Regions from separate parts of the Homo sapiens genome. Here regions 2, 3 and 4 are each linked to region 1. A link is a contact called in ENCODE Hi-C or POLR2A ChIA-PET data. All regions are on one chromosome and are shown on one strand. Each heading gives the region's core, a stretch centred on a gene start or an enhancer-like site at or near the end of the contact. The rest is flanking DNA. Distances are from core to core; before and after follow the strand shown. Region 1 has its middle 49 kb from the start of MIR7706. Region 2 overlaps AKAP13 (A-kinase anchoring protein 13). Region 3 overlaps AKAP13 (A-kinase anchoring protein 13). Region 4 overlaps AKAP13 (A-kinase anchoring protein 13).

Region 1 (7,197 bases), core at 2,316-4,815:
TAGGCTAAGTACCCCCTCTCAAGGAGATCCCGGGCATGCTTCTCTACCTATATCATAGCCCATATTACTTTGAAGTGATGTCTCTTTCTGCCTTGAAAATATTTGGTAAGTGTCTGAATCTGCTTTTGGAGAGGAGCACCTGGGCCTTATATCCTTCATCAACAGAGCAACTGGTATGCAGTAAGTGCTCAAGAAAGAGCAGTCCAGTGGAAATGTCTCCAAAACAGAGTGAACCCATCTCTCAGTCCACCATGCAGGCGATAGTCAGAATCACATGACTAAAAACAACCTACGTCCAGTTTTATTTATTTATTTATTTATTTATTTATTTATTTATTTTAGAGTTCTCTAATTGCCAAATCTTATTTTGAGGGATAAAAAGCCAAAAAGGTGAGTCTGAAAATCTAGGTATAAATATAGATAAGCCAGGTGCGGTGGCTGACACTTGTAATCCCAGCACTTTGGGACGCCAAGGCGGGCAGATCACAAGGTCAGGAGTTCGAGACCAGCCTGGCCAATATGGTGAAACCCCGTCTCTACTAAAAAAACTACAAAAATTAACTGGGCGTGGGGGGTGCCTGTACTCCCAGCTACTAGGGAGGCTGAGGCAGGAGAATTGCTAGAACCCGGGAGGTGGAGTTTGCAGTGAGAAGAGATTGTGCCACTGCACTCCAGCCTGGGCAATAGAGCAAGATTCTGACTCAAAAAATATAGATAGATAGATAGATAGATAGATAGATAGATAGATAGATAGATAGATAATGACAAAATGACCACAGATGACAAGGATGAAAGTTTGGGTGATGGATTTTCTCTTTCCCAGAGATAGACTTTCTTGGACCTGCCTAATGTTGTCACTATTCATTTAATGTCCCTTTAGGTCAACAGCCAGAAACGGAGACAAATGCTGGCTTCCGTAGCAGCAGGCTGCCTCTAGCAGGTCTTTTTCCAGTTCTAAGCTGGGATCCAAGCCTGTTGTGGGCTACAGTATGCAGGATTTGCACTTCCCTGGCACATGGATGAGACACTGTGATCCCATTGGTAGCTGAAATTCCATGTTTATGCAGAAGAACATCTGTAGATTTTGTCTCTGGTACAGCCCAGTTACAGTCAGACTCGGTATTTAAAGAATGAAGCAAAGCAACCACAGAAAGAGATAAAATGGCAAGAACTCTCCGTCTGGAGTCTTTGTAGTTGTTTCAAATATGAACAGACAGGAAAAGAAAATAGGAAGATAGAGGGTGGGAGTGGGAAGAGAGATATGAGCATTTATCTACCAAAGCTGGCATATGATCAGTCCTGTGTCAGCTTTGGGGTAGAGAGAACCTAGACGATTTAGATCCAGATAGATGTGGGCTCCTGGCTCTGGCATGTGCATGATGATGCTGGTACAAGGTTATTCACTGCAACATTGTTTATAGTAGCAAAAGACGGGAAACAACCCTATGTCCACCAACAGAAGACTGCTCCATTAAATTACGGTATGTCCATGCAATGGAATATTGTGCAGCTGCAAAATGAAAAGAATGAGGAAGCTCTTTATGTGCTGGTAATGAAAAGATCTCAAGATATTTTGTTGATCTCAAGCTCTTTATGTGCTGAAAGAAAAAAAAGCAAGGCATGGAACGGTATGCACGGTATGCCATGTTTTGTGTAAAAATGGAGAAAAATAAGACTTTGTACTCTATTAACTGGAATATGCATAAAGAAATGCTAAAAGTGGCCGGGCGCGGTGGCTCATGCCTGTAATCCCAGCACTTTGGGAGGCCGAGGCGGGCGGATCACGACGTCGGGAGATCGAGACCATCCTGGCTAACACGGTGAAACCCCGTCTCTACTAAAAGTACAAAAAATTAGCCAGGCGTGGTGGCACGTGCCTGTAGTCCCAGCTACTTGGGAGGCTGAGGCAGAAGAATGGCGTGAACCCAGGAGGTGGAGCTTGCAGTGAGCTGAGATAGTGCCACTACTCTCCAGCCTGGGCGACAGAGAGAGACTCTGTCTCAAACAAACAAACAAAAAAGAAATCCTAAAAGTATACAAGGAACAAATGGTGGTTACCTGTGTTTGTGGCAAGGAGACAGATGGGGGAAACTGACAATCCGGGGGTCAGCAGACAGGAGACTTTGTATTGTATACCTTTCTACAGTTTTGATTTTTTTTTTTTTTTGAGCCAGAGTCATGCTCTGTCACCCAGGCTGGAATGCAGTGGCATGATCTTGGTTCACTGCAACCTCTACCTCCTGGGCTCAAAAGATTCTCCTACCTCAGCCTCCCCAGTAGCTGGGATTATAGGCACATGCCACCACGCCGGGCTGATTTTTGTATTTTTAATGGAGATGGGGTTTCACCATGTCGGTCACGCTGGTCTCAAACTCCTGACCTCAGGTGATCTGCCCACCTTGGCCTGCCAAAGTGCTGGGATTACAGGCATGAGCCCCCGCGCCTGGCCCCCTTTCTACGGTTTTGATTTTTGAATCATATGACTATATTACCTGATTACAAGCCAAATCAAACAAACAAGCATCATAGCTCTGTCATTGTTACCAGCTGACCCTGGCAAGTTACTTAACCTCTTCCAGTCCTACTTTCCACATTAGAGAAATGGGGATATTTATATTTGCCCCACCGGGCTGTGAGGTCACTGAACATCACTAACAATGGAACGTAGAAAGCACTAAACACAGAGCGGGGCGGGGTAGGGGGAATGGGTGCTCCCAAAGGGTGGGTCATACCCCTTCCCTATAGCAATGCCAGCATCTCTCAGGTGTTGTGTGTGATTGTCATGTGTTGGCTCACATTTCTCAAGAAGCACTTCAGGAGCCACTTTCTGCTGCTTGCCTTGTTGTGAATCTGTCCGAGTCCTCACCCCAGTTAAAAATGTCCAGTGACCTTAAGAGTTCAAGCACCTCTGAACACTCCTCTGGTAGGTGGGGCAAGCCTCTAGAAACTTCTGCTTCACTTTTCTGCTTGATTGATTTCTCCCCACTCAGCTCCCCCTGCAGAGTCAACTCCCACTCACCCTCCCGGGGAGCAGTCCCCGCCTCAGGTACCTCACTGTGACAGAAGCCGGCTCACTGAACACTGAACATTTGGACAGTATTTGGGTCCATTCTGTCTCCATCTCGCTCGATTGCCCTCTCTCTGAATCGGTTCTCTGGGCTTCAGAATCCTAGTGAAGTCAGAGGACAGTTGCCTCTCATCAGAGAACCAAAACCTTCTGCCCCCAGGCAGTGTCCCTTAGGAGGCCACTTGGCACATCCAGCTCTCCCTTGGTAACTTAGAGGCCCCGGGGTGCTCTAACTTCCAGGCTGGCATGTGATCTCCTGCAGGCCTGTGTAGAGAGCCCTCAGCGGGGCGGGAGGATGTGAGGAAAGAACAGAGTGTTCCAGGCAGAACAAAGCCAGCTGCAAATTTGCTCAGGCCCTTTCGTTTCTTCCTTGAAGGGACCAAGTGCAGCCTCTAGCGGCTGCTTCCGGACATGGTCATGGGAGTCAGACCTGTGGGACTTGTGGGACTTGTTCACCTTAAACTGGGCCACAGCTCCGGAGCCTGAGGAGGCAGCAGGACTTGCTGACATGGTTCTTTGAAAACCTTCACCAGGCAGAGTTGTGGTCTGTTCCGCAGGCCAGTGCATGAGTCAGACTGAACCTGTACCCCACGCAGCTCAGGTCCAGGGTTCAGGACCAGGCTGATTTCTGCAGTGAGCTCAGCTTCCTAACCCACAAGGGCGTGCAGAACTCCCCCTTGCTCCTTCCTGTAGCTGCGCCCTCGGCCCTACCCTCCTCCCCAGCAGATCTGTTCCCCACCTCGATTGTCATGGGCTGTCTGCAGCGATGGCAGGGGTTTGCAGCTGTTAGTGGCTGCTTTCCTTGAAGTTCTTCTTTGCACAGATCCTGAGACTTGATATTTGTTGAATGAACAACATCAATCCAATTTGAGTAGGTTGAAAGCAGACCTGAAGTTGAACCGGACCCATTCGCCTTAACTTATTTTCTAGGTTATTTAAAAACGTATATCAACTCCTCTTACAAATTTTGGTATTGTGGAATGCTATGTTGGAAATACTAATCAAATAGATCTCTCTTCTTTCATGGAACACCAGTATAAATTCTCTGTTCCCTAATGAAAACAAACAAACCCCCCAAACAAAAGCACCAAACACTTGAGCTCTCATAGGGTACATGAAACTATTTCAGGGGTTAGGCACGGCATTTCCTCTAACTCAAGGTGAATCCCTTTAGGGCACTCAAAGGGCTGCAGCACAGCATTTACTTTTTTCCACATATTCCTTCAAATTTCTGTTTTCTGTATTACCAGCTACCATCCACAGAGAGTCATAAATCCCCTGGAGGAGTCGTATGTGATCCCACGTGATTAACTTTGCATCTGTTTTGCAGCTGTTCACTCTGCAGTTTTATTTTGCCTTTTGGAAACCTCAGAGCAGTGCTTCTCAAATGTTAACGTGCATACGATGAATCACGTGGGCATCTTGTTAAAATGCAGAGTTTTGAGTCGAGGGTCTGGGGAGGGCTGAGATTGTGCACTTCTAAGGAGATGCCAGGTGGTGCTAATTCTGCTGCACTGGACACCACACTTAGAGTGGCGAGGTCACTAAATAATAGGAGCAAAAGGATCGTGAGAACACCGACATCAGTGAGAAGGAGGCTGGCTGCAGAGACCATGGTAGGAGGAGTTTTCCTTGGTGATTCTGCTCTTCTCTCCGCGCCCTTTCACTTTCCCTTTCCTTGTAAATATCCTTTACTGTGGTCTTTCTTTGATTAAAGAGAAACTGTGTGAGCAGAGCCAAAGGCCACGTTCATCTATGGGTAGCATCTATGCTTCTTCAGGTCGTCTGGGCTGGAAGAAAACAAAAAAGTTCTGCAGCCAGAGATAACTGAAACCAGTGAGACTTCTGCAGCTCGTGTGTGCGCACCCAGAAACAGACCCAAAGCCAGCAGTTTCAGTTCCCTCAACTTAATTTTACTAATGTGATAGAGAGGCAGCAAACATCTGCAAGGAACCAGAAATCCTTCCTTTACGTGTGCTGTAATCTAAAACAGTTTCTCAACCGTGGTGCCGCTGACATCTTGGGCTGCCTAACAGTTTGCTGACCAGGAGGCCGAGTGTCCTGTGCACTGCAGGCTGTTTGGCAGCATCCCTGGACTCTACCCACAAGATGCCAGCAGCACTCCCAAGCTATGACAACCCAAAATACCTCCAGACATTGCCAGATGTCAACTTGAGGGGCAAAATTGCCCCCTGGTTGAGAATTACTGGTGTAGGATAGATAAGGTAGAATCTGTCAGTTCTACAGAATGTCTACCTTCCCCATAGGGAAAGAAAGTTTTTTCTTCATACTTGTGGTAATTTCCAAACGTTTCTGTAATAAACATGTTTTACTTTTATAGTTAGAAACAACTATTTGGAAAAAGAAAATAAAATGTTTTAAGAAGAGTTTCATCATTCTCATGCTAGAAAAAAATATATATATATATACGTATTTTGAGACAGAGTCTCCCTCTACCAGGCTGGAGTCCAGTGGCGCGATCTCGGCTCACTGCAAACTCTGCCTCCTGGGTTCAAGCAATTCTCCTCCCTCAGCCTCCTGAGTAGCTGGGATTATAGACACCTGCCACCGTGCCCACCTAATTTTTGTATTTTTAGTAGAGACGGGGTTTCACCATGTTGTCCAGGCTGGTCTGGAACTCCTGACCTCAGGTGATCCATCCGCCTCAGCCTCCCAAAGGGTTAGGATTACGGGCATGAGCCACCACACCTGGCCCTTAGTGAACTGTTTCTCAGTGAGACACCACCAAGTGAAATTTCCAGATAAGTGAAGCTAAGTCATGTGGGTTTATATTCTGTGCTTCTTCTAATTCTTTCCGGCTTCTAGAGAAAAAGATCTGAGATTGTTCATATGCAGCAGGAAAGAACATCGTCTACCATGGGTTTGGGTGTAGGGTGGAGGTGCCATTATGCTTGCTGTGGATTTGTCTTTTTAAAAACTGAATTGCTATCTTTCCTTGCACCCCAACATTTGGTTTGCTCTTAATAAGGCGGTAACTGTGGTCTAATGGAAAGCACGTTGGCCTCGGGGTCTGAAGATCTGAGCTGGAATCTCAGCTATGCCACTTACTATGACCTTGAATGAGTGGGTCATTGACTCTCCCCTCCTGAGCTTGGACTATGAGCTATTCATTCCCAGCTCATAAGGTGTGTGTGAGGATTAGAGGAGATGACAGATGAAAACATCTACTTAGTATCCAGCTTATGGGGAGTGCTCAATCATTTATGTGCATTTATACAACCCTTATTTATTTATCCATCCAATAAGTAGGTGACATAAATCTGGGGGCAGGGAATATGATACTGTACTGAATACTTAGAAAATTTCCAAAGATGAAAATAGGGCCCTAAAGGGGTTTGTTCAGGAGAAAGGAAGCATCCTTTCCTTTAGGTCAAACATCCTCTCAAAGCGAAGGTATATTTAGAAGCCTTCAAACTGGCTTCCTGCACTAAGGGAAGAAATATTTGCATTTGTAGAGATGACTTATTAGGGAAGCTCTAATAAGTTCTCACAGTGTGGCTCCTTGATCAGCATCAGCATCACATGAGAACTTGTCAGGAATGAAATGACAAAGGCCAGCTCCTAAAACTCAATCGATTTGTAGGTAAAATACTCAGGCCCTCGCTCATAGGCTTGGTTCTTATCAGATGCTTTTAATCCATAGCAGAGAAAAAACAGCAAATAGGAAGTGAAGTGGAGCTATTAGAAGGTGGACCAATAAAGGCAGAGATAAGATGGCAATCGATGGAGAAAATTCAAATACTAAGTCCAGACTTAAGCTCTTTAAATGTAGGTAAACAGCAACATACTTCCTCAATAGCCTATGGTCATTACTTAATATTCTAAAGGGAGATATCTGTAGTGCTGGCCTAGAATCATCAAGAAAAACTTAAACCATGTTTTTGTGTTCTGTTTAAAATGGTAGGATGGTATGGATTTCAGAAAGACTTTTTTTTTTTTTTTTTTTTTTAGATAGAGATTCACTTTTCTTGCCCAGGCTGGAGTGCAATGGCGCATTCTTGGCTCACTGCAACCTCCGCCTCCCAGGTTTAAGAGATTCTCTTGTCTCAGCCTCCCGAGTAGCTGGGATTACAGGCATGTGCCACCACACCCAGCTAATTTTTGTATTT
Region 2 (7,197 bases), core at 1,968-4,467, 400 kb before region 1:
TGACCAACACTGAAGATAGACAAAGAAGGTCCAACATAAGGATAAATGGAGACCTTGAAGAAGACCAAAGCAAAGGGAACAGGGAAAATAGTACAAATTATAATTCAAAAATAACTTCCTGAAATCTGAAAAATTTGAAACCACATATGAAAACAGAACACTGTGAACCTGACAGCATCAACCTAGGGTAACAAATACCAAGGAATATTCTTGTAAAACTACTTGTACTTAGAAAAAAATCCTTTGGGCATCTAGGCAAAGAGCATGTTACTTACATGGGGAAAATCAAATTATTATCAGTCTCTGATGGCAATACTTTATGCCAGAAAAAAAAATAAAACAACATACTTGAGAGTAATTAATACCTTGGGGAAGAAAATATGAACAAGCCAATAATTTTATATTCAGCAAAATAGGCTTTCAAGTATAAAGGGCATAAATTATTACCAGCATGAAAGAGCTCATGGACTATTACTCTCATGAACCTTTCCTGAGGCACATGCTAGAGAATCAGCTTCACATATCCACATGACTAGAGGGTGACTGACCTAAGAACTTCTGGTAAGCATGAAGTATGTTCACTTACAGAACAAAGACTATGGTCAAGGCTTACAAGGAGAGCATATGGCATGTAACAGTTATAAACTGACAGCGTAGACACAGCACAACTATTTTTTCAAAAACGGGAGAATGCGGACAGCAAGTAAAAGTCATATGTAGTGGTAGCAGCATTACTATTAGAATATATTATTATCAAAATAGTGTTAGTAATACTATTAGTATTACTAACAGTATTAGCAATAGTAATTAGTAAATTAGTATTAGTTAATAGTAATAGTAATACTATTAGTATTACTAACAGTATTAGCAATAGTAATTAGTAATACTATTAGTATTACTAACAGTTATGAGTAATAGGTTGGATAAAGCCAGAAAGTAAATATATAATATTCGAATTCTATGATGTATCCTTAAGAACAAGGATTTGCAATGTGAAAGAAAGGAAATAGAGATGTAATACTAAATAGGTTTAGTTAAAAAAACAAACACTGTAGTCCACAGTTTAAGAATATCAATGTGAATTCGAAAGTGTAAATATAAATTTTCATATACACATTTTATGTTCAATAGGTATTTAAATTATATATGATGTAAAACATATAATGTTATATTATGTTATATAATATATATATAATGTTATATATATGTTTTTCCCCAAGCTCTGTCCACTGAAAAGGCCCAACCTAGTAACAATCAACCTAGCAGCAATGACCACTCCCAGTACCCAGACTGTGGTCTGAAAATATAATTTCCCACTTAAAGAATCCAGAACTCTTGGAGAAATGGCTGATACCAGGACTGGGGCAGAAAACAATTAAGATGAGCCTGGAACAACTTACTATACCAGTAGCTCTAAAAGACTACTATGGTCACGTCCACAGGACTAGAAGCCAAAGAAAGAGGTGTTCACAAAAGGAACATTCTGAGCTTTTAATAAGGTTAGGAATTGCAATGACTTGAAATCCATCAAACGTTTTTTTTTTTTTTTTTTGAGATAGTCTCGCTCTGTTGCCCAATCTGGAGGGCAGTGATACGATCTCAGCTCACTACAACCTCTGCTTCCTGGGTTCAAGCGATTCTCCTGCCTCAGCCTCCTGAGGAGCTGGGACTACAGCCGCATGTCACCACACCTGGCTAATTTTTGTATTTTTAGTAGGGATAGGGTTGCACCATGTGGGCCACGCTGGTCTTGAACTCCTGACCCTCAGGTGATCCACTTGCCTCGGCCTCCCAAAATGCTGGGATTATAGAAATGAGCCACCGTGCCTGGCCCCATCAAACATGTTTCAATTCATGAGTCCATAATAAAAACTATGGGTCACTTTCAGAAGATGTTCATGGTCTTAAAAACTGGTAAATAAATGGAGGGGAAAAATAATCAAGAATTTATCCTTTTATCTTTTCTTATATGTCACAAAAAAAGAGACAACTAGATATTTATGCCTCCTCAATGAAAGAACACAACACTATAAGGGCACAATTTACCAAAGAGATCAAGTCTGAGTAATTAATTACGCCTCTGAATCCAGCTGCAAATCTGAAGGAAACAGACAACAGGACTGTATGAATAAAATCCAAACTGTGGGAAACTCTCTAAGTCAAAAAGCTCAGATTGTTCAAAGATAAATTATATGGAAAAAAAAAGATGGTGGGGGGAACTGTAAATTAAGAATTTTAAGATGCATATCAAAAAACATAAGCAAATTAAACTATAATGTCTAGGAGTAGGCACTTAAGCCATAAAGATATATAAGTAAGTGATTAATGGCCGGGTGCAGTGGCTCACGCCTATAATATCAGCCCTTTGAGAGGCCAAGGTGGGTGGATAACTTGAGGTCAGGAGTTTGAGACCAGCTTGGCCAACATGGTGAAACCCTGTATCTGTGAAAAATACAAAAATTAGCTGGGTGTGGTGGTGCACATCTGTAGTCCCAAGCTACTTGGGTGGCTGAGACAAGAGAATCACTTGAACCCAGGAGGGGGAGGTTGCAGTGAGCCGAGGTTGCACCACTGCACTCCAGCCTGGGAAACAGAGCAGCAAGATCCTGCCAAAAAAAAAAAAAAAAAAAAAAAAGCATAAGTGACTAATTAAAAAACAGTCAGAATAACTGCTCCTTTTGGAGGGAGGGAGGTGTGATGGGGACAGAGCATGTGGAGGAAGGGGCTTCAGGGCCCCTTTAAGTTCTTGATGTGAGTAGTGGTTAAAAGGATATTCACCTGATAATTTACTATAGTGAAATATTTGTTTTGGGTAATTTTCTGCATTTGTGCTTTAAAGTAAAAAAGTAAAAACTGGCAGGTAATATTAGTGTGTAAACCACTCTGGGAGTAGATGAAGAGGGGGCAATGCTGAATGTTAATTACCCTCATTTATTGCACTTTTCATTAAAGGTCCTCCTTTGAGAGCCTCTTCTGTGTTGGAGCGGAAGAGAACTCTAGGGCTATGTGTTGGGGAGCAATCCTCTGGGAGAGGGGTGCTGCACTCAGCCATGTCCCGGAAAATCATCTCCTTCTCTTCCAACAAGAGTAGGATTTTTTGGTCCTTCTGGTGAAGTTGTTCTGCAGGAAGGAGAAAATGATCTGTGATTTGATTGGTGTTTAGTAATTACGAGAATGACTAAGACACGAGCACCACCTTGTGGTAATTTATGGAAAGTGACAAGACAGGACACCCTCCCCACCCACACTGCCTTTTCTTTTTCATCAAGACAGCAATATTGTTTCTGTTCTGTGATTTCTATCTGGAAAACCATTCTGGATCTTTCTGGCAAACCATGGAAATTGTGACATAACAAGTCTGCACTTTGCTTCCACTCCCGTGTCCCCTGTTTACTTCTCAGCCCACTACTCTCTAGCTTCTGTCCACTCTGCAACTGCTTTCCCAGCTCAACTTCATGACTGAATCCAATGAGGTCTTTTAGGTTGTTTTTTCCAGCATTGATGATTACTTCTTCCTTTAAAACATGTTTCCTTCTTTAGCTTTTAGGACACCAGTTCTCTTCCTACCATTCTTTCTCAGGACACTTTACAGATCTGCCATCTGCAATGGAATCTCTTATCTGGGCTCCTGTCTCAGCTCCATCCTGAGCTGTCTTCTTTTTTTTTTGTTTTTGTTTTTGTTTTTTGAGACGGAAAGTTTCGCTCCTATTGCCCAGACTGGAGTGCAATGGTGCACTCTTGGCTCACCGTAACCTCCACCTCCTGGGTTCAAGTGATTAAGCGATTCTCCTGCCTCAGCCTCCTAAGGAGCTGGGATTACAGGCATGTGCCACCACGCCTGGCTAATTTTGTATTTTTAGTAGAGATGGTGTTTCACCATGTTGGCCAGGCTGGTCTCGAACTCCAGACCTTGGGTGATCTGCCCGCCTTGGCCTCCCAAAGTGCTGGGATTACAGGTGTGAGCCACCGCACCTGGCCTGAGCTGTCTTCTTTACCTTACCCACTTTCCTCTTGAGGATCTCATTCATCCCCATGGCTTCAATGACCTTCTATATGCTGATAATTCATTAAACCATCAAAAACCCTCCCCTTTCTTAGCAGCAGACCATGGCGCCCACGTGGCCACCTCTACTGAGATGCCTTGTTCTCAGCACGTGAGAAACCAATCTTTTCTCCAGCCCACTACCTCCTCCCTTTAGTGTGGAATCTCTTTCTCAGTCAACAACTCTTCATCTTCCAGGTCACCTGATTTGGAAACCTGTGAGAGACTCTGTCTCCTTACTCTGTCCTACCACCAACCGACCAGACTCTTTTTTTTTGAGACAGAGTCTTGTTCAGCCACCCAGGCTGAAGTGAAGTGCAGTGGTGCTACCTCGGCTCACTGAAACCTCTACCTCCCTCTGCCTCCCGGGTTCAAGCGATTCTCCTGCCTCAGCCTCCTAAGTAGCTGGGATTACAGGCACGTGCCACCACGCCCAGCTAATTTTTGTATTTTTAGTAGAGATGGGGTTTCACCATGTTGGTCAGGCTGGTCTCGAACTCCTGACCTTGTGATCCGCCCGCCGTGGCCTCCCAAAGTGCTGGGATTACAGGCATGAGCCACCGAGCCTGGCCAACTGATCAGATTTTAATGACCTTATTTCTTACATCTCTTCCTTCTCCAGCTCATTCTCACTTAACCTATCCTAACAGTCTTCCAAATGGTCTTTGTACTTCCAGTGGCTTCCCATTCCCTCAAGCAACTCTCCTAACTATCTTCAACATGTTAAAAAAAAAAATTTTTTTTTTTAATTACATGAGTCCCTTGTTGCCTTTTAATACCTGGTGCATTTCCAGCTTAAGATCCCATCCCTTAGCCCTGACCCTCCAGACACACCGAACCTGTCATTCCTTGGCAGACATGTCAAGTCCTTTTTCACCTTTGCACATAACCACTCTTGTGTGCTGAGATAATTTTTTTCAGATGTAGCTCATGCACCAGCTTCTCTGTGAGACTTACTAGAGGCAGGATGAGCAGATCCCACACATGCTAATTGTGCCTGTGGTCTAATAAATCACTGTGTGGCCCATCATTGATGTATGTCTCCCCTGCTAGGGTGTGAGCTTCTCAAGGGCAAGGGCTCTTTTTAAGGAATCTTTGCATCTGTTGTACCTAGCAGTATGCCTAGCCAGGTACTTGACAAAATTTAAAGAAGGAAGATTTTTATCCTTGTCATCCTAATCATGGGCCAATAAATTTGCTATAACTCTGGCTCTGGTCTAAAGCTGTCCATATTTTTAATTTCCCCCTCAGTGAGACAGAATGCTATCATCTGTATGGCTTTAAGGCCTAACCAAACTCCTTAGGTGCTTACATTTATTTAACTCTAAGCCTTATTTCTATCCAAAGCATAGTCTTTACTTTGAAACATTCGATAAGCCACTGGCAAAGAGAAAAGAGCAACAGGCTTTGCTAAGACAGGGAATAGAATTCTGGCTTAGCCACTAACTACATACGTGAGTACCAGGCTTTGCTAAGACAGGGAATAGAATTCTGGCTTACCCACTAACTACACACGTTAACCCTGGGTAGCTTGTCCTCTGTGGGCCTCGACTGTCTCATCGGCACAATGGGGATTAGAATGCCTGTGTTGCAGGGATACTGACAAGACTACACAAAACAGTCAGCACTCAATAAATAAGGGTCAAACATAGATTGATACATACCCTGCTCCCAAAACTTCACCTCACAACTCATTTGTAAACATGCGGATAAGTGATAACGCTAGGGACTGGGGGAGGATTAAATCAGATTAACTGGAGAATTCTTTTCCCCAAATTCCTTTCTCTCCTTGTTTTAATCTTAGATGTGACTACAAATTTTGGCAAATTCGCCTGTGACAAAGTACAGAGAATGTCATGAGGTTTGAGAACACGGATCCTGAGTCAAGAGAATCAATATTCTCTTGATCCAGTACTGGAAACATCCTTGCAGCCATTCTTTACGAGGACCCATGTCAGCCTGGCCTTGGTTTCTCTTTTGTTAACAGCTATTCATTTTGCTGCTTTCAAGTGCCTGCTGGGGCAGCTTTAGAACTGAGGGCAAACCCGTACCTCTAAAATCCACCAGCAGTCTTCTGCAACTGCAGACATTCCAGACAAGGGGCTCAGACCACTCGCAATGCCTCACCTTTTAATTCTCGGGCTCTGGTGTCCAACATTTTCTTTTCTTCCTCATTCTCACTAGGAATTCCTTCATCTTCATCTCTGTTCCTAATACAACCCAAACAAGACAGAACAAAAAATTCCTAAGATGTCAATTACTCTGGTCACAGTCCAGCCTGTTATGAAATCACACAGAGACATCAGGAGGGCTGGGAAGGGTGGGGCCTGGTGGTTAACTTACAGGGTGTTGATTGTGTCCTGAATGATCTGAATCCAGCTGTTTCGTTCCTCTTTGGAGCTGGCATGGACTTCTACCATCTCTGGATCTGTCATCCCCATGCTGATCAGGAATAAACCTTTCTCCTCATGTGCCACTTCTCTCACAATCAGCTTCTTTAAAGAGATCACTGTTGACTTCTGGTCCTGGAAAAAGGGAAGAGGGCAAATAAAAGATACATATACAATATTCTAACTCTGAAGGACAGCTTCAATCTAAGGTAAGACCAGATGCTGTTAAAAAAGCACATAGTTTGAAAAACAAGGGCTACTTTAGGATAAAGAGAAGTATCTCCTTATTTCATTCAGATTTTAACAAAAAAAGATTTCAAAAGGGAAATAGTAATTTATGGCTCTAAAGGTTCCAGTCATGTTTTCCACACGATGAATCTTTCCAGGTTCCCCAAAGAATCCAGTCAGCAATATTATACATGAGCACCATTTATGGGCTCAAATGTGAGAAATGCTCCAGTGACCAGGTTTCTTCATAGATCAAATAGTCAGATGTCCAAGACACTAAAAGAAGACTGTGATGAAACAGAATAATAATTTTTTGGGAAGAGGGGATGCCAGAAAATTCTGAGGGCATGTGGGAAATTACTCAGAGGAATTTGTCCTGAGCCATTTAATTTTAAGAGGGCGGGGGAGAGCAATAACATAGTGCTTACATTCCATAACTAAACTAGCTGCTTATAATACTATTACAAAAATAACAATTCAGCTTACCAATGATGCAAAGATGTACTTCTGGTCTTTTTCTTGAAGGAAAACTAAAAT
Region 3 (7,197 bases), core at 2,543-5,042, 340 kb before region 1:
TGAAGGAAAAATAATGAAGTGTTTCATCCACAAGGAAAGAAAGCATGTCACAAAATATAGGAAAAAGGTCTCTCTATGGGACACATTCTGTTGGTACTAGTTATCTGTTGCTGTAGAAGTACAATATCCACTATGTCACGACACTTGCTGGTCACGGAAGGAGGGGACGCTGAGCTGAAATGTCTCACTTAGAGTGCCTTCCTGGCCTTCTCTGGCTACTGAGTGCTAGCATTCTGGCTTATCAAATTCACTGCAAACTATTCAATTGTACTTTCCATTCTATACAAGCCAAACATCTAACTCAAAGCCAAATTAAAAAAAAAAAAAAATCCAAACAAGCAAAAACAGGAAAAGCTATTTCTGTCACAGTTCTGGGGGACATATCTTTGAAAATAAGTCTCCGTTAGACACCTTTTGTCAAATACGCTAGATTTGTATTTGAAATATTAATCACATGAAAACAAGAAAAAAGTTAACAGAATCACCCATTATGTCTTTCTCTCTCTCTCTTTTTTTTTTTTTTTTTTTTTTTTTGAGGCAGTGTCTCACTCTATCACCCAGGCTGGGATGCAGTGGTGCCATCACAGCTCACTGCAGCCTTGACCTCCTGGGCTCATGATCCTCTTGCCTCAGCCTCTGAAGCAGCTGGACTACAGGCATGTGTCAGCATGTCTGGCTAGAGTCATCCATTATGTCTTAATTCCACTGTGAAAATTTTAAAAATTAGGATTCCAGTAAGTCATGAAGTGAGATGGAACATCCCATGAATATAGGGCATCTGCTTCTGTCACCAACTCTTAAACTGAATTATATCAGGGAACAATGAGGAAACCCCATAAACACCAGGAGAGTGTGTTTATTTCCTTTGCTTCAGCCTCCGAGACACATGGTCTTTCAGCAAAGAACATAATGTATCACTCACTCCCTCTCTGATGAGAATTTAATCTTTATATCCAGATCCCACACAGCAACTACTCATAAAAAAATCAACATTTAAAAAATAAAAAATGAGGCTTCTCAAAGAACAAGTTGCCTTTTTTGTGACAAACAACACTGATCCAATCCAAGTATGTTTTTGAGCATCACAAGGCCCTGCGCTTATGGATGCCATGACATCTCTACATAACTTCCAACACCAGTTGATCTGAATCCGCATACAGGTCCACTAACCCCTTTCAGATGCAATCCTACTGGCCCTCACTGAACTAAATCTCTGTCTCAGTCTTGCTTTGTCCTTCTTGAGCTTGACATTGTTGAAAAGCTCAGGTCAGTTACTGTGCGAGGTTTCTCCACTGACAAGTTTATGGAAGACAGAGATCAACTGAGGAACTTTTTAGATTAAAGTGGACTAAAGAGATATGACAACTTAATTCAATGTATATTCTTAGATTGAATCTTGGACCCAGAAATAAGTGAGAAAATTTGAAATCTGAATAAGGTGTACATACTAGATAACACAATTTTATCGATATTAATTTCCTGATTTGGATAATTAGACTACTGTAATACAGTACTACCACAGTATATAAGAGTATAAGGTACTCTTATATACTAATGCTAGCACTCAGTAGCCAGAGAAGGCCAGTATATGGTACCCATATACTATGGTAATATAAGACAATATCTTTGTTTTTAGGAAATATACACTAAATTAGAGGTAAAGGAGAGTTATGGATATAACTTATTCTCTCAAGTGTTTCAGAAAAAATCTTTAGGGGAGTGATAAAGAGAGGGAGAGAGGCTGGCGAAACAAGTATTCTAACATTTGAGGACTGGACGTGAAGAATACATGGGAATACTTTGTACTATTTTTGCAATTTTTTCCCCAGTGAATATTATTTGTAACTATTTTTCAAGTCTAAAATTATTTCAAAATAAAAAAATTTTAAAAAGTGTGTCAGATTCATGCCCACAAATACAATAAACTTAATGTATTAGGGATATTTTTAGGTAAAAGGAAGAAGATCTCAAGATAAACTCTATGCCACCTTTTCTGTTTAAGTGCTGAGCCATTCACTCAAAGAAGTAGTAAGCAAATTTTGGCAGGTAATGTTATGGGGCCTTAAAGTGAGAAAAATAATAGGAAGAGTGGTTAAGATTTAATATATTTAATTTTTTTAAAAAGTAGTATACTCACTGTCCAATCCAGGATGGCTGATTGTCATTAATGAGATGGATTTTGTCAATGGAGAGGAAATGGCTGATGTACAGTAATTAAATCCCTGCTGCTTAGATCTGTGACATATCTGTGAAGTAAAAAAGTGAAGAACACGTTGTAAGCATATACTCTCATATTTCTAGATAAGCATAAAACCTTATAATTAGACCCACATAGTAAAATAAGGCAGTGAAGAAGCGGGTGAGAGCACAGGCCTTGTGGTCAGACAGACTTAGGTTAAAGTCTGCTCCTGCTACTTAACAGCTGCTCAGTTTCAGAGAAGTTACTTAGCTTTTCTGAGGCTTAGTTTTCTCATCTGTAAAATGGGGATCATTAGAGTATCCATTCTTTACAGTGGTTCTGTATCCCTCATAGCATCTAACAATGTTTCAAACTTAGTAAGTACTTAATAAATATCTGCTGGATGCATAATCACTTAAAAATAATTTCACTGGAAATATCAAACTACATACAATACTTGTTCTTTGAAAATCTAAATATTTCTTCATACAGATATAGTAGAATATCAGTAATAGTATTCTGATTTTACTTTATTTATTATTATTTTTTTTTAGACAGAGTCTCACTCTGTCACCCAGCTGATGTGCAGAGGCATAATCTTGGTTTACTTACTGCAACCTCTGCCTCCAGGTTCCAACAATTCTCCTGCCTCAGACTCCTGAGTAGCTGGGATTACAGGTGCGCGCCACCACGCGCAGCTAAATTTTGTATTTTTAGTAGAGATGGGGTATCACCATGTTGGTCAGGCAGGTCTCGAACTCCTGACCTTGTGATCCGCCTGCCTCGGCCTCCCAAAGTGTTGGGATTACAGGCGTGAGTCACCGCACCCAGCCTATTTTTATTTTTGAGACAGAGTCTCACTGTGTCGCCCAGGCTGGAGTGCAGTGGCATGATCTCGGCTCATTGCAACCTCTGCCTCCCAGGTTCAAGCGATTCTCCCGCCTCAGCCTCCTGAGTAGCTGGGATTACAGGGGTGCACCACCACGCCCAGCTAATTTTTTGTATTTTTGGTAGAGACAGGGTTTCACCATGTTGGCCAGGCTGGTCTTAAATCCCTGGGCTCAAATGATCCACCCATCTCAGCCTCCCAAAGTGCTGGGATTATAGGTGTGAACCACCAGGCCTGGCCTCTGATTTTAAATAATTGGAAATTGAGATTCAAGTAAAGTGTCTTAAGATCACAAACAAAACAACAGTGTATCTGGAAAGAAGCCTAAATCTCTTCCCTATCCTCTTCTAAGATGATAGTGATTCTACATGAACGTAAAGGTAACTGAAATTTGATAATTTAACTCTCTCAGTAAATTCACAGCAGCTTTGAGACCATGTAATCCAACCACCTGCAGAAGTTCCTGGTACAACATCCCTGAAAGACAGTCATCTAGTGTCCACTAGCACACTTCTGGTGATAAGAGCCCATTCCAATTGTTAACTGACTTTATCATTAATCCTTTCCCTTCACAGAATGAAATCTGCCTCCTTATGACTCACATATTGAAAGGGAAGCAGTGAAAAATCCGTTACTAGCATGAACTTGACTCACTTAGGCCAGACTTCTGATTATTTAGAGCTTGTTTCATGTGTAACCATGGCAGCTGAGGCAAACAGTTGCTATGTTTCAAATACAACTGTGAGGTCTAAAAAATGACCTCAGTGAAAGGCAGAGACTTTTAACAGGAAGTTGGCTACAGGCAACTCGTCTAGATCAGAGTGAAACAAGCAGCTCAAATGCCTACTCTGAGGTTCCATACAAGATAAAAACTATGGGTAAGTAGAGATTCCAGGAAGGCTAAGCATAGCAAGGCACTAAAACAACAACTTTATCTAGAAAGACTGAATCAGAAAGTCCACTTCAGAAAGACAGTCCATTTTAGAAACACATCAGTAGTAGTAACGTCTTACTAAAATGCAGGGTTATCTGTCAAATTCCCGGAAATATCCATCTTAGAAAAGGTATCACATAAATAATATTAAGAAAATTAAATCATTCTTATTTCCTCCTTGAAAACTCACCTACTCCAAAAACCTGGAAAAAAGCAGAGAAATTAATAGCCAGGAACTCTTGAGTTTAATACTGTTCAGCTAATAGCCACTTACACGGCCTTAGGCAAGTCATTTAAATGAGCTGGAGCTAAATCTGAAGGGATATGTCAGTCTTGGCCTATGATTCTGTTTACAAATCCACAATTTTGGTATTTTACCTCATCTTGTAAATGATTTCCAAAGGATTCTATAAATTTGAAATGCAATTTATTTTAAAGATTTTTTCACTGTTTATTTACCCTTAGCAAAGCTGTGCTCAGTAGCCATCCAAGAATTGTTCCTATTTTTTTCTTCCTTTCTCTGTTACCATTAGGCTGAGTAAATCTAAATCACTTGCTTCAACAAGCATATTCTTCATATTCTTATTTTTTCTAACTCCTTCTGAAGTATCAGAACAAGTAGAAAAATTTTTAAAAGGGGCAAAATTCACTCTTCAACTGATTTTCATTATGCCTAAATCTCTTTATTTGTCTGGTCTCACACAAGCATAAGTGTTACAATAATTACTAAGATAATCCTTCAGTGTCAAGTTTATATTTGGTCATGTTAGTGCTTCATAGTAGGATGCAATAAAAATTTAAACTTCTACACAAAGTCCTACTCAGCAAATCAAGGAAGAGGTTGTCAATGTTTTTGTTTAATTAGAAATGTATCATTAGATTCTTGCCTCAAACTCCAGTCATCTATTCAAAAACAGTTTTTTTTTAAATTGTAAGTGTTTCATTTGGAGGAAATAAGATGCATCCCAGAATGCTTTCGTAAATTAATCAGTCTTCTGACCCAAGAGGAAGAGAAAAGACTTGCAGTGAGGTACAATGATATAAAAGCAAATAATTTGAATTCTCAACTCAAAAGCTCCCCAAGGGATTGTCAAAAGTGGTAAGTGATAATGAGGACATCCAGAAGATGAGAACTAAGAAGTCACTTTGATTTGGCTGACATGGAAATCCATGACCTTCAAGACAGGAGTTTCAAGAGACTGGTAGCAGCAGAAATTAAGAGATGATTAGATGGTGATAAAGAGAAGGCAAAGGCCAGGCACAGTGGCTCACACCTGTAATGCCAGCACTTTGGGAGACTGAGGCAGAAGGATCACTTGAACTGGGGAAGTTGAAGCTGCAGTGACCTGTGATGGCACCACTGCACTCCAGTATGGGCGACAGAGTGAGACCCTGTCTCTAAATAAGTAAATAAATAAATAAAATTTTAAAAAGAGAAGGCAGGGAGCATAGATGCTCTCTTAAGAATTCTGGTAGGCATCAGAGTGAACAGGCGACCTACAGAAGGCAGAAAATTTTTGCAATCTACCCCTCTGACAAAGGGCTAATATCCAGAATCTACAAAGAACTTAAAAAAATTTACAAGAAAAAAAAAACTCCATCAAAAAGTGGGTAAAGGATATGAACAGACACTTCTCAAAAGAAGACATTTATGCAGCCAACAGACACATGAAAAAATGCTCATCATCACTGGCCATCAGAGAAATGCAAATCAAAACCACAATGAGATACCATCTCACACCAGTTAGAATGGTGATCATTAAAAAGTCAGCAAACAACAGATGCTGGAGAGGATATGGAGAGATAGGAACGCTTTTACACTGTTGGCGGGACTGTGAACTAGTTCAACCATTGTGGAAGACAGTGTGGCGATTCCTCAAGGATCTAGAACTAGAAATACCATTTGACCCAACGATCCCATTACTGGGTATATACCCAAAGGATTATAAATCAAGCTACTATAAAGACACATGCACATGTATGTTTATTATGGCATTGTTAACAATAGCAAAGACTTGGAACCAACCCAAATGTCCATGATAGACTGGATTAAGAAAATGTGGCACATATACACCATGGAATACTATGTAGCCATAAAAAAGGATGAGTTCATGTCCTTTGCAGGGAGATGGATGAAGCTGGAAACCATCATTCTGAGTAAACTATCGCTAAGGACAGAAAACCAAACACCGCATGTTCTCACTCATAGGTGGGAACTGAACAATGAGAACACTTGGACACGGGGCGGGGAACATCACACACCGGGGCCTGTTGTGTGGTAGGGGGCTGGGGGAGGGATAGCATTAGGAGAAATACCTAATGTAAATGACGAGTTAATGGGTGCAGCAAACCAACACGGCACATGTATACCTATGTAACAAACCTGCACGTTGTGCACATGTACCCTAGAACTTAAAGTGTAAAAATAATAATTTTTTAAAAAAAGAATTCTGGTAGGGATGGGAAGGAGAGAGAATCAACTGACATTTCCTGGAAGGTGTAGTAAGAAAGTTTTGTTTTTAATTTTTTTCCTACAAAGGAGAAACTTGGGATATGTTTTAGAGAATTGGGAAAATTAATAACGATATGTAGCGTATTTCAAGATTCAGTTTACTATTGAGAGGGTAAAAGATGGTCTCAGATAAGAAGGAAAAACTCAATTTAATATCCTGGATACTTTCCTAATTTTAAAAAGTGTGCCTTGATGGAATATTTAAATCTATGCAGATTAACGTAGTCTTTATTTTTTCTTTTTTCTTTTTGGAGACAGAGTCTTGCTCTGTCACCCAGGCTGGAGTGCAGTGGTGCAATCACAACTCAATGCAGCCTTAAACTCCTGGTCTCAAGTAATCCTCCTACCTCAGCCTCCCGAGTAGCTGGAACTACAAGCACAAACCACCATGTCCAGCTAATTTTTAAATTTTTTGTAGAGATGGGGGGTCTTGCTATGTTGCCCAGGCTGGTCTTGAACTCCTGGGCTCAATTGATCCTCCTGCCTCAACCTCCCAAAGCACTGGGATTATAGGCATGAGCCACCATGCCTGGCCCTTTTTAATTAGGTGCTAAACACTTGGTTTAGTGCTAGATTAAGTATATCATATAATGGGTAAGTAATCATAGCTACTAGCCTTATACTACCAGAAGCCTTGCCTTCTATGTTCATATTTTGTGAAATATATTTTTTCCAAATTAGAC
Region 4 (7,197 bases), core at 3,033-5,532, 320 kb before region 1:
AACCATTTAATCCATTTATGTTCAATATTTTAAGAAAAGTACCTGATTACAAGCATTACCACTGGTTCACAGTTTTAAGTTTTTAATAATTTCAGCACTTGTGCACAGGCAATTGCAGTTTTTGTTGTTTTTTTTTTTTTTTTTTTTTTTTTTTTTTTTTTTGAGATGGAGTCTCACTCTGTTGCCCAGGCTGGAGTATGGTGGCACAATCTCAGCTCACTGCAACCTCCACCTCCCAGGTTCGAATGATTCTCCTGCCTCAGCCTCCTGAGTAGCTGGGATTACAGGCGCCTGCCACCACGCCCAGCTAATTTTTGTATTTTTAATAGAGATGGGGTTTCACCATGTTGGCCAGGCTGGTCTCGAACTCCTGACCTCCAGTGATCCGCCTGCCTCGGCCTCTCAAAGGCATGAGCCACCACGCCCAGCCGCAATTGTCATTTTCTTAATTAGGATTCTGTAAATACATTTACTTTTATTTATTTTTAAGACAGCATCTCCCTCTGTTGCCCAGGCTGGAGTGCAGTTGCACAATCACAGCTCATTGCAGCCTTGAACTTCAAGGCTCAAGTGATCCTCTCGCCTCTGCCTCCCAAGTAGCTGGGACTACAGACGTGTGCCACCATGCCTGGCTAATTTTTAAATTTTTTACTGGAGACAGGTTCTCACTATGTTGCCCAGGCTGGTGTCAATCTCCTGGACTCAAGCAGTCCTCCCACTTCAGCCTCCCGAAGTGTTGGGATTACAAGTGTGAACCAGCATGCCTGGCTTACATTTATTTTTATCTCAAAAAGGTTTATTGTTTTTTTTTAAGTAATTTTTTGGCTTGGGGATCAAGGACCTGAGAAAAACTACAACACATGAAAGAAGGATGTTCCCTTTAGGTTTTGTATCTTATATAAGTCATTCTGATTTTTTTAAATCAATTGTAGATACATCTGCTAACCTGGGGAAGAAAAATAACATGGAAGGACCTTGATTTACCTCTCTTTGGGAAGACAGGCAGCAACTATTAATATTTCCTGTAGACTTTAATTATCCTTTTGGATAGTAGAGTGGCCTAGATCATGTATATTTTATAATCGTACTTTCTCTCTTAGCTAGTGCCAAAAAGAATCCTAGGATTTCTTTTCACTTTAAAAATAAAATCTAAATTTTATGCTATTGATTAAAGACCTTAGGAACCCACACATATTCATGAGAATAAACGTGAAGCTCATAACACTCACTAAAGAGTCATTTACCAGGAGGCATACTGAATGGAAAGACAGGGTTAAGGTGAAAAGGTCACGACAAACGTTACGGGCTGTTAAAGACCTCTGTGAGGCCAGAGACACAAATGGCTGCAGGAAGTGACCTCATGTACCACTCATGGTTCACAGAAAAAGATGTTGCAATGTCTCGCCTACAGATTATTTTTTAGAGATGGAGAAGAGGGTTAGAACCTGGGAACAAACTGCAAGACATTCTGATATTTTGCATAGCACACTCTGGGGGTGACCACTGAGGAAGACTTTTAAGGAAGCAGCTGATGGCCTATCTGCCAGTGCCACGCTTTTATTTAATCACTGGCTATTAGAGCAGGTTTGGGGAGGTTGAGAGTAAAATAAAAAATGAACAGATTTTAGAGTCAGGCCTAGATGCAAACCTCAAGTTGGCTGCTCACCCACTAAGTAATTCTGGATACATTTCTTTACCTATCAGTGCCTCTATTTCCTCAAGAGCATAAAACCACCCACTTGTCAGGGTTGCTGGGCAGACAAATTGAGATCAAATATTTTAAAAATTTAGTTCAGTACCTACTGTACAGTAAGTATCCTGTCAATATTAGTCTCTCTCCTTTTTGTAAGTCAGCCCTTGGTTTTATTAATGCTAGAGCAAACATTTATTGCAAAGCCTCTCCTGGTCACAGGCTACTTTGGTACAGCAAAAACACTAAGAGAAAAATCCTCCCCATCTCTTCTCAGGCCATGCAGACATTCTCAAGCATGCATGAGGAGGTGAAAGTGAAGCTACCATTTCTGGTTTTCCCTAAGCAGTCTAGTATAAAATGTAGGTGTTATTTATTTATTTATTTTTGAGACAGGGTCTTGCTCTGTCGCCCAGGCTGGAGTGCAGTGGTGCCATCACGGCTCACTGCAGCGTTAACCTCCTACACTTAAGTGATCTTCCCACCTCAGCCTCCTGAATAGCTGGGACCACAGGTGTGCACCACCATGTCTGGCTAATTTTGGTATTTTTTGTAGAGACAAGGTCCCATTATATTGGCCCAGGCTGATCTCAAACTCCTTGACTCAAGTGATCCTCCTGCCTTAGCCTCCCAAAATGCTAAGATCCACCACGCCTGGCCTCCTTCAACTTTTAAAAATTATATGTCTAATATTCTTGAAAAAAAAAATCTTCCAAATCTAGCACAGGCCATTTATATGAGCAATTTTGTAAATGGTTCTGGGAAAATAAGACGGCGAAATATAGAAAATTCTAATTCTCCTTAGCTAAGAAAACCATTCAATTAAGTGACCAGAAGTAACTCTGAGTCTGCAGAGATGGTAACATCCAGGCACAAGCTGTCATGCACCTAGGAGGTTGCAAGGAAGTATTTCTTAACAAAGACACTTCCATTTTTAAAAAACTTTTTACGTTAAAATTTTCAAACATATATAAATGTTTAACAAATCTCTGTATATCCATGACCTAGTTTCAATGATTATCAATGATCCCATTTTAAAGCTGGAACTTAGAGATACTATCTAATCTGTTTATCTCAGTATGTTTTTAGCGACACATATCTTCAGAATGGTATTCCCCTTGCGGGGAACAGAATTCCTTACAATTAAAACCTCGAAAGTCGCAGTGGAAATTACCTAAATTCTGATATTATTAAAAAAAAAATAAAATAACATAAAACTATTGATTTCTCTTTTCCTAAGTAAAGAGAAAGGCAGATCTTCTAAATGTGGAGTTTTTTTTGTTTTGTTTTTTGTTTTTTTGAGATGGAGTCTCGCTCTGTCGCCCAGGCTGGAGTGCAGTGGCACAATCTCGGCTCACTGCAAGCTCCGCCTCCCGGGTTCACGCCATTCTCCTGCCTCAGCCTCCCGAGTAGCTGGGACTACAGGTGCCCGCCACCACTATTTTTAGTAGAGATGGGGTTTCACCGTGTTAGCCAGGATGGTCTCGATCTCCTGACCTCATGATCAGCCCGCCTCAGCCTCCCAAAGTACTGGGATTACAGGCGTGAGCCATTGCGCCCGGTCCTAAATGTGGAGTTTTTACTTCATAGAATTTTTTGTCAAGTCACTATGAGTGACAATGATAGAAATCCTTAAGTTTGCATCATATTAAATAAGTCTTTCCAAAGACCTTGGGAAGACAATGAGTTCAAAAAAAAAAAAGTCAGGGAAGGCCAAAAATGAAAGGAAGGCACACAGGGTACATTCACAGAGGCACTGATATGCTCCTGATTCCCAAATCTTTAGGTCTCTTTTCTTGTAACTTCTATTTTATTTTATTTTTACTTTTGAGATGGAGTTTCACTCCTGTTGCCCAGGCTGCAGTGCAGTGGTGTGATCTCAGCTCACTTCAGCCTTCACCTCCTGGGTTCAAGCAATTCTCCTGCTTCAGCCTCCAGAGTAGCTGAGGTTACAGGCACGCGCCACCATGCCCAGCTAATTTTTTTGTATTTTTAGTAGAGACGGGTTTTCACCATTTCCAGGCTGGTCTCGAACTCCTGACCTCAAGTGATCTACCCGCCTTGGCCTCCCAAAGTGCTGGGATTACATGCATGAGCCACCACACCCGGCCTATTCTTGTAACTTCTACACAGCATCATTCACCATCTTGGACAACCTAATCACCCACTAACACAACTGCTCTCACCACTTCTCCGAGCTCATTATAAAACTAGAAGGAACCGTGTTGGTAGATGCAACAGTGTTTCCGCCTCTTCACCTCCTTACCATTAAGAAAACCACTTGTGGCATATAATTGAGTAGCATTTGCCATCTCTGCTGTGGGGAAAGCCCTCTATTCTTCTCAGGTGAGCAAAACAGAACTTGCTGCCACTAGAAACAAATATAAGCAAAAGAAAGCAAACTACCCCCATTCCCCACCTCCCTTAGGCAGCCTCCAATTATATGCAAATGTGAGCTGATTCATGTGGAAGGGCTCTATTGCAGAGATCTAGAAAGTTCCAATTAGGCAGGCTAGATGAGGATGAGTGATATGACCACACTCAGCAGGAAGCTTCAGGCCTAAACACATTAACCAGAAATGACTCTACAGCTGGTTTATAAATATGACATCATATAGTCTGAGCTGCGGTCCTTGCTGCCCACTGAGAAGTGTTCACTGTCATCTGACTTAATTAATTCTAAAGGAACTTCCATTTCTTCTGACTCCCAAGTGAGCTTCAAAATCTGTATTTAACTGGCCACAATTTCACATTAAATAACTTTGGCCAATGCTTTTTTCTTTCCCTTTTTTTTGTTTTTGGAGACAGAGTCTCGCTCTGCCACCCAGGCTAGAGTTTAGTGGCGCGAACTTGACTCACTGCAACCTCCACCTCCTGGGTTCAAGTGAGCACGTCCAGCTAATTTTTATATTTTTAGTAGAGATGGGGTTTCACCATGTTGGCCAGGCTGGTCTCGAACTCCTGACCTCAAGGGGTCCGCCCACCTCAGCCTCCCAAAGTGTTGGGATTACAGGCGTGAGCCACCATGCCCAGCCCAGTGCCTTTTTCTAAACCCTGGTAATCTGGCGCTTCCTTCTCCAAAGAACATTTACATGCCTCTCAGAGTGAGTGAGGCCCTACAAGGCTAGCTGGATCACAACTTACTAGCAGGAGTTACATATTTAGGGAAACAGGAGAGCACAAGAGGGGGAAAAAGTTGGAAAAGAGTTTGGGAAGCCCAAATAGGAACACAAAAGCCGTGTGACAAAAATGAAAGGAAGGTCCACACAGTACCTTTGGGAAGATGATGCTGTCCATGTCATCACTGGGTGAGTGAAAGAGGTCAGAATCACTCCCAGATTCTCTTTTAAGTACACCTTGTTTTGAGGTACACTCTCTGCCCAGTCCAACATCCAGGAAGTTCTCACATTCTGAAAAAGAGAATTTATTCACCAATATTGAAAAAAAAAAAACAAAAAAACCAAAAAACAAAAAGAACCACTTCCTTTTCACCCCAGCAACCAGTCTTTTAAATCTCTCTCTCACTCTTTTCTCTTCCTTCCCTCCTTATTTCTTTTTTTCAAAATTAAGAAGCTATAAAAGGACACAGTCAAATTAGTAGCTCTGCTACTCCAATTCTAGGTTGAAATAGCTCCTACAGGACAATCATGCATCTGCCACGTTTATATTAGGTACAGAAAGATAAAAGGATGATTTAGAAGCATATTCTACTTCTATTTAGATACCTGAATGGTAATGCTTTCCTCATGGTAGTGAGGGCATTTTTTTTCTTTTGTCTTCAAAATCCAAAGTCTTTTACTAGCAACTATGTGATGGGGTTTGTTTTAAACTTATAGGTTCTACTGAGTAATAACAGAAATATAATTTAACTTTTCTTACCATAAATAGCTCTTAAATTGGGGGCATAATATGCCAAAGTGGAAAAATTTATCATTTAGAATGTTTTCGGTTCAATAACTAGAACAGGGACCCTGGCAAGCTAGAGGGAGGGGTCTGTGACAGAAATACTACCTTTGTACATTGAGGAAGCCTAAAAACTTAGTAGCTTGAAATAAGCAAGGTATTCTCTCTTATTAACTTTGCTTTTCTGTTTTGTGTTGTTTATTTTGAGACAAGTTCTCGTTCTGTTGCTCAGGCTGTACTACGGTGACATGATCTCAGCTCACTTCAACCTCCACCTCCTGGGCTCAAGCAATCCTCACACCTTAGCCTCCCAAGTAGCTGAGAATGCAGGCACACGCCACCAAGTCCAGTTTATTTTTTGTAAAGATGGGGTTTTGGCATGTTGCCCAGGCTATTAACTTTGTAAACAAAAGTGACATGTGACTGGGTACCAACACGGTTAAAGAGATTTGTGGATGGTGAAACCAAGAACCCAAGTCCATTACTGAGTGGATATGAGCTTCCTTCAATAAGTTTTTGCAACTTCCGCCTCCTGGGTTCAAGCGATTCTCCTGCTTCAGCCTCTTGAGTAGCTGGGACTACAGGCACGTGCCACCATGCCTGGCTAATTTTTTTTTTTTTTTTTTTTTTTGTATTTTTAGTAGAGATGAGGTTTCACCGTGTTAGCCAGGATGATCTCCATCTCCTGACCATGTGATCCACCTGCCTCAGCCTCCCAAAGTGCTGGGATTACAGGTGTGAGCCACTGGGCCTGGCCCTAAGAAGTTTTAAGGATAAAAGTCATGGCCGGGCATGGTGGCTCAAGCCTGTAATCCCAGCACTTTGGGAGGCTGAGGCAGGCGGATCACCTGCGGCCAGAGTTCGAGAACAGCCTGGTCAACATGGTGAAACCCCGTCTCTACTAAAAATACAAAAAATTAGCCAGGCATGGTGGCAGGTGCCTGTAATCCCAGCTACTTGGGAGGCTGAGGCAGAAGAATCGCTTGAACCCGGGAAGCGGAGACTGCAGTGAGCCCAGTGAGCCAAGATCACGCCATTGCACTCCAGCCTAGGTGACAGAGAGCAACTTCATTTCCAAAAAAAAAAAAAAAGAAGATAAAAGTCATGCATCTCTGTTTTTGTAAGCAAGTTAATGTGTTATTTGGACAACCAGGTAGGCATGCTTTATCAAATTTGTAGGTGACACTAAATGATGAGGGACAGGGCAAGAAACCTGGCTATCTAGGAGTTAAAGAGAACTCTACTTGGAGGTTTTGGGGGAAGCAAATTCAAAAGGAACTGACAGTACAAGGTGATGACAAAACCAAAGAAACACTAATAGTTTTAGTCTCTATTAGTAAATAGTACACGGGCATCCAAAACGGGGACAGTCCTGTCGCTATGTGCCATCCAGACCACACCCTCGGGACTGTACTTGTTCCTAAATAACATCTCAAGTAGAACACTGATAAACAAAAATGTGTACGTAGTAATGGGGTCACGACAGTCAAACCGTCTGAGATACATACAGCTTGCCGAGGAGCTTGAAGAAAATGTGCCTAAAGACTGTCACAGATTCCCTCTGTACTGTTCCAGGGGCAAAGACCAGTGAGTGTGAGCTACAG

Evidence for each region. Hi-C counts contacts between places; a loop is a spot of excess contacts on that map. ChIA-PET counts read pairs that join two places held with the same protein, here RNA polymerase II (POLR2A). Pooled maps may share reads with other maps.
Region 2: a loop to region 1 is called in a map of prostate gland, with 3 times the contacts of the local background. The contact joins two enhancer-like sites. A Hi-C loop is called at or near these places in 5 of 168 maps with a recorded cell type or tissue (ascending aorta, cardiac septum, esophagus muscularis mucosa and 2 more) and 6 of 50 pooled maps. POLR2A ChIA-PET finds 5 or more read pairs at or near these places in 3 of 52 experiments (WTC11 and activated T-cell).
Region 3: a loop to region 1 is called in a map of CD4-positive, alpha-beta T cell, with 5 times the contacts of the local background. The contact joins two enhancer-like sites. A Hi-C loop is called at or near these places in 1 of 168 maps with a recorded cell type or tissue (CD4-positive, alpha-beta T cell) and 8 of 50 pooled maps. POLR2A ChIA-PET finds 5 or more read pairs at or near these places in 3 of 52 experiments (A673, WTC11 and endothelial cell of umbilical vein).
Region 4: a loop to region 1 is called in a pooled map, with 3 times the contacts of the local background. The contact joins two enhancer-like sites. A Hi-C loop is called at or near these places in 6 of 50 pooled maps. POLR2A ChIA-PET finds 5 or more read pairs at or near these places in 6 of 52 experiments (OCI-LY7, T-cell, activated CD4-positive, alpha-beta T cell and 3 more).

Annotation. Positions count from the first base shown.
Region 1 is chr15:85,327,564-85,334,760 of GRCh38, reverse strand. No RefSeq gene overlaps it. Among named protein-coding and RNA genes, the nearest start is that of MIR7706, 49 kb to the left of the region's middle. RefSeq lists enhancers at 3,062-3,371, 3,462-3,541, 4,224-4,393, 4,595-4,924, 4,985-5,174. Within about 2 kb of position 3,565, at least 32 of the 41 ENCODE cell types and tissues checked have a DNase peak (open chromatin) inside an H3K27ac peak, as active enhancers do; they include CD4-positive, alpha-beta T cell, where a contact is called at or near this core.
Region 2 is chr15:85,726,436-85,733,632 of GRCh38, reverse strand. AKAP13 (A-kinase anchoring protein 13) reads right to left here. Exons shown (of 37, transcript NM_007200.5): 27 at 7,147-7,197; 28 at 6,386-6,567; 29 at 6,170-6,252; 30 at 2,926-3,120. Among named protein-coding and RNA genes, the nearest start is that of LINC02883, 29 kb to the left of the region's middle. RefSeq lists an enhancer at 6,067-7,197. Within about 2 kb of position 3,217, at least 3 of the 41 ENCODE cell types and tissues checked have a DNase peak (open chromatin) inside an H3K27ac peak, as active enhancers do.
Region 3 is chr15:85,664,771-85,671,967 of GRCh38, reverse strand. It overlaps AKAP13 (A-kinase anchoring protein 13), which reads right to left. Exons shown (of 37, transcript NM_007200.5): 14 at 2,138-2,246. Among named protein-coding and RNA genes, the nearest start is that of LINC02883, 90 kb to the left of the region's middle. RefSeq lists an enhancer at 3,711-3,880. Within about 2 kb of position 3,792, at least 22 of the 41 ENCODE cell types and tissues checked have a DNase peak (open chromatin) inside an H3K27ac peak, as active enhancers do; they include CD4-positive, alpha-beta T cell, where a contact is called at or near this core.
Region 4 is chr15:85,643,721-85,650,917 of GRCh38, reverse strand. AKAP13 (A-kinase anchoring protein 13) reads right to left here. Exons shown (of 37, transcript NM_007200.5): 10 at 4,964-5,100. Among named protein-coding and RNA genes, the nearest start is that of LINC02883, 110 kb to the left of the region's middle. Within about 2 kb of position 4,282, at least 4 of the 41 ENCODE cell types and tissues checked have a DNase peak (open chromatin) inside an H3K27ac peak, as active enhancers do.